Regions from separate parts of the Homo sapiens genome. Here region 2 is linked to region 1. Evidence: read pairs that join two places in POLR2A ChIA-PET (ENCODE). Cell type or tissue: GM12878. All regions are shown on one strand.

Region 1 (2,500 bases):
TGTAAGGGGACCTTGCCCCCTGCTCCTTATACTTGTGAGCCCCCAATTCCCTTTAGATCAGTGGACCCCTTACCGGGAAGCTGGACAGCACCTTTGACAGAGATGACCAGAGAAGAAAACAGAGGCCCAGAGAGGGCACATGGCCACACAGGCACAGCGTCTCCTGGCCAGCTTTCTGCTTACCCTCATCCTGGTCCCCTTTGGAGGCTCTGTCCCCTACCCCCAACCACTTCCAGCAATTCTAGGGTGTTGCTGGGCTAGGTGTCCCCCACCCCGGGAGAGGAGGGTTCCAGGACTGGACATCTGCCCTCCCTAGACTTCCAACGAGAGGTCAGTGCAGGGCTGGGCCGCCTGGCTTCCTGCCCTAGATCTATATTTACTGCCTATCCCCAGCTGACCCCTCCCAGGCTAGCCAGGGCAGCTGCCAAAGGGTCAGAGAGCTAACTCTGCCAGGGGAGAGCCGTCCCAGCGTCCACCTCCCACACACAGCAGCTGCAGATCCCCACAGCCCTGGCCCTGTCCCCAGGGCTTGCCAGACCCTCCATTCCCCACGTCCATGTACCCAGAAGTCAGGCTATGAGACAAGCCTGAAGAGAGCTCAGGCCACCGGCATCCCCAGGCCTCTTCCACAGGCTGGCTGTGCAACCTGGGAAAAGCCAGTCCCCTCTCTGGGTCTCCGTTTTCTACTGGGCTAATTCTTCCTGGTAGATCCTTTCCATCGCCTGGAAAAGGATCCTTTCCATCCTTTTCCAGCTCATCATATCTGGACTTAGGGGAATAAATGCTGCCTCAATTTGGGGGACCACTTCCTGCCCCTGCCAAGGGTTAAGCCCCTCTCCATGTTTTTAATTGCAATTCTGAAACACTACCTGGAGCTTGGGCAGCAGGGGAGGCTGGGACCCTGGCCAGAATCCCTAGGGCATTGCTACACAGTGGGGCTCTGGGACCAGCAGCAGTGCCATTTCTAGGGAGCTTGCCAGTAATCTAGGAGCTCAGGCCCTGCCCCAGAGTTGAGAAATAAGAATCTGCATTTTAACCAGATCCCCAGGTGATGTCCAGCACGGGAAGCTGGGCCTTAAGAACAGAGAGCCAGGGAGCAGAGCGAGGGTGTGCAGACTTCAGGTTTCTGCTCATCCATCCCACTCCTCCCACCCTTAGAGAAGATTCGGAGGCCTTCTTGAGGGAGTAGAGGGGGCCTGGGGTAGGGGCGGGGTATCAGGGCAAAGAGAGAGTGGCTGGACCACAGCCTGCCTAATTCCCCTTGTTGCACCTCAGACCCCAAACAGCTTGGGCCAGGAAGGCATTAGGGAAATGTGGGGGACACAGGAATCCCCCCAGACTGACTTCCTGCCTGGCCGGAGGCCTCACACTACCCCAACTTCCTGTACCTCACATGATCCCCCATCCCCCAACACACAGACACACAGACACACACACACACACACACACACACACACACACACAGTCTCTGGGTTTTTTGGGGAGTTTTCTTTTTTTTTTTTTTTTTTTTGAGACGGTGTTTCACTCTTGTGGCCCAGGCTGGAGTGCAGCGGCACGATCTCAGCTCACTGCAACCTCCACCTCCTGGGTTCAAGAGATTCTCCTGCCTCAGCCTCCCGAGTAGCTGGGATTACAGGCTCAAGCCACCACCGTGGTTAATTTTTGTACTTTTATTAGAGACGGGGTTTCACCATGTTGGCCAGGCTGGTCCGGAACTCCTGACCTCACGTGATCCATCCGCCTGGGCCTCCCACGGTGCTGGGATTACAGGCGTGAGGCACCGCACCTGGCCAGTCTCTGGGTTTTAACTCCTGCTTGTCCATTCAACTCTTTTGTGAAAACCATGTCAACGAGAATGAACTACTGTAATGAGGTCAACATTTGTGTGTGAACACAAAGGAACCCCACCCTGATAAGGAAGTAATTCAACAGACTCAAAAAGCTCTGGGCCTGAAGATAATTTAGAGGACTATCTATGTGAGCAGAAAGCTAGAAAGAGCCCAAATACTCAGAAATAGGACAGCAGTTAGTAAATTACAGTAAATTACCCTCCATCAATAGAATGGACCACTAGGCAGACCTTAATAATTATGAGGAAGCTATTGGATCAACTTAATGGCATCACATGACCCTGGGCCTTTGAGGCCAAGGTGTTTGGAATACCAGCTTTGTGATTTGTTTTTTCATTTTGTTTTGTATAGATGAGGTCTCATTATGTTGCCTAGGCTGGTTTTGAATTCCTGGCCTCAAGCAATCATCCCACCTTGGCCTCCCAAAGTGCCAGCTTTGTGATTTATTAGTAGTAGGAGTTGGCTGAATAGCCTGATCTCTGAGGTTAAAGGCATCTGTAAAATAGAGATAATGATACTCACCTCACAATGTTGTTAAGAGGATAAAATGATATCATATATCCAGAAGTCCCGGCCCAGTGCTGCATTTTCGCAGGCAAAAATTCATAGTGATGTGTTCCTCATGGTGACAGCCACATAGAAACATACAG
Region 2 (2,500 bases), 380 kb before region 1:
TGACCACTGCTCACTGCAGCCTGGACTTCCTGAGCTCAGGTGTTCTCCCACCTCAGCCTCCTGAGTAGCTGAGACTACAGACGTGTGCCATGGCCGGCTAATTTTTTCTGTATTTTTTGTAGCGATGGGGTTTCACCATGTTGCCCAGGCTGGCCTCTAACTCCTAACCTCAAGTGATCCTCCTGTCATGGCCTCCCAAAGTGCTAGTGAAATGGGAAGAGTTCCCTTGTCCCCCTTGCAGGGCATACGATAGGGGTGTGGCTCGCTTCTTCAGTGCCCCGCTGCTCAAACTTCTAGGGGAGACATACAGACAGGCAGGCTGTGGGGCTCCGGCCCTACCGCAGTGTCTAAGAGTGAATGCTTACAGCTCCTGGCGCCCCAGTGGGCGCGTGTTACAGGGTGCTCTTTCAGCTTTGCTGTCGATAAGTGGCTTGTCTTACCAGCTCAATTAGACTTCTTCCTTGGCGCAGAGACCGAGAACAGAGGGCTTTCTGTATCCCGGGGTTCTTCCCTTGGTGTACCAGAATCGGATCACATGTGGGCTTGGAGTATGAGTGCAAGGTTTTATTGAGTGGAAGTCGCTCTCAGAATATGGGACAGCCAGAAGGTAAATGGTTGTCGCCTAGGAATCAGGCCGCTCGGTGGCCCGCGCTCTCCTCTGACTGCCTCAGCCAAACTCTGTGTTGCTCTGCCTGATCAGTGGCCTGCCAGCATGCCGGTGCCTATCAGTGCGTTCCTCTCAACGCCTAGCCAATGTGTGTGCCTCCGCTGACGTGCTCCTCCTCAACATCCAGCGGCTTGGCTTGGCTTTCCTTGGGGGGGGTAGATCTCGGGTTTTTATAGGCACAGGATGGGGGCGTGGCAGGACAGGGTGGACTTGGGAAACGCAACATTTGGGCAGGAAAACAAAAATGCCTGTCCTCACCTAGGTCCGTGGGGGTGGAGCCCTAGCCAAGGACTACGCCCTCCTGTACCCAGCACTTCCGTTACCCCTTTCTGTATCATTTAAAGGCACCACACACTTCCCTTCCTAGCACTTACGTATCAGTTTCAACAGAAGAGAATGATTTCCTGGGTTCTCAGTTTTTCTCCCTGACTCGGGGTACCAGCCCAGTGTCTAAAGGCTCTTCGGGGTGGCGGTGGGCCGTGTTTTTCTTTCTCTCTCTCCTCTGATTGGGACAGAAATGTCTTACTCGCCTGAGTGAGCAGGGCACACAAGCAGGCGGGCTCTCTCTCCGGCCGGCTTTGAAGCCGACTAATTAGGGCTTGGGCTGTCACAGCTGGCTTCCCCTGCGCCTCCCCTGACCCTGCCCCTGCCGCTGCCCCTGCCTCCCAGCCTGAGAGCTCCTCCCCTGCTGCCTTGTCTTCCACGGCCGACTGGTGGCTCTGCCAAGCCATCCGGCAAGGCCCTGGGATCTGAGGCCTGGAAGGGCCAAGGCAAAAGCAACCGAGAAGGGACAAGATGAGGCGTGGGACATGGAGCGAGCCCACAGACCACGGGGTTTCTAGAGGACTGCCTCTTTCTGGAACCCCTCATTCATAAGGAAGCCTGGAAGAGAGCCGCCTGGGCTAGGGACTGAGCCGTGGGCCCTTTATTTGAAAGCCAAAGCTTTCCGAAGGCTCCAGCCTCTCAGCCTGGCCCTTATAATTAGCCCCAATCAAAGTGTTTATGTCAGGGCCTACTGCGGAACTCAGGGCCCCATGATTTCATTCCAAACCTGGGGGGAGGAGAGGGGAGTGAGAGGGACTTGTGTTGGTACAAAGAAAACAGAGGGATGGGTAAGAAAGTTGGTGAGTGAAGAGGAGGCCGTCCTGGAGCAGGGAGGACAATCAGCCTCCGTTTGGCCATCAGCACAGGGGTCAGGAATCCACCTAGAGGAGCTGGTGCCCCAGCATCCTGACCTGGGCCCGGCCTGCCTGCCTTCTGGGCAGGCTCTGTGGGTGGGTGGGCTTGTGCCAATCGGAAATGGCTCGGATATAATTAACCCAACTAATCACCAGCCTCAGCCCTGTGGGAGGGGAGGGCACAGCCCATAGCCACGGCCCCCCCAGGAAGCTCCCATCTCCCCATGCTCCCTCCTCTGACTGGGGCCTGGGGTGTTCCAGGCTCTGCAGCTGCTTTGGATGGTAGAATCAGAGGGCGGGCAGGGAAGGGATGTGGGAAGAGACATGTTGCTTATTCTTATCTCTGGCCTCAAGGGGGATGTGACCGGAGGGAGTGTGCCTGAGTGTCTGAGCTGGCAAGGGTGGGTGGGGGGTGACTGAAGGGATTGTGGGGGAGGGCTTGGAGAGAGACTCCCAGCCATGGCTCCCAGGTGGCACTGGCTGTGTCCCACACTCAGTTAGCACTGCCCTCCTGTCTAGCCCTCCCGGGGAACTCTCCCGAGTGGGATACAGCTTGTAGGGAATTCTGTGTACTGGGTTTCGTGTCCTGGGCAGGGCAGGTGGAGTGTGGCATCTGAGTTCATATCTCCCTTGCGAACAGTCCTGCGAGGCCTCC

The links. Peaks named below come from ENCODE experiments on the same cell type or tissue, not always from the same donor. Only the 100,000 strongest peaks of a DNase experiment are listed, where the experiment ranks them.
Region 2: POLR2A ChIA-PET joins it to region 1 with 5 read pairs; 1 of 35 experiments calls an interaction of 5 or more read pairs at or near these places.

The regions. Positions count from the first base shown.
Region 1 is chr17:44,245,628-44,248,127 of GRCh38, reverse strand. No RefSeq gene overlaps it. Among named protein-coding and RNA genes, the nearest start is that of SLC4A1, 21 kb to the left of the region's middle. In GM12878, no CTCF peak of the experiment used is centred here; a DNase peak (open chromatin) is centred at 1,347; H3K27ac peaks cover 1,670 bases.
Region 2 is chr17:44,627,363-44,629,862 of GRCh38, reverse strand. No RefSeq gene overlaps it. Among named protein-coding and RNA genes, the nearest start is that of LINC01180, 22 kb to the left of the region's middle. RefSeq lists an enhancer at 1,009-1,168 and a silencer at 1,279-1,398. In GM12878, no CTCF peak of the experiment used is centred here; a DNase peak (open chromatin) is centred at 1,242; H3K4me3 peaks cover 730 bases; H3K27ac peaks cover 662 bases.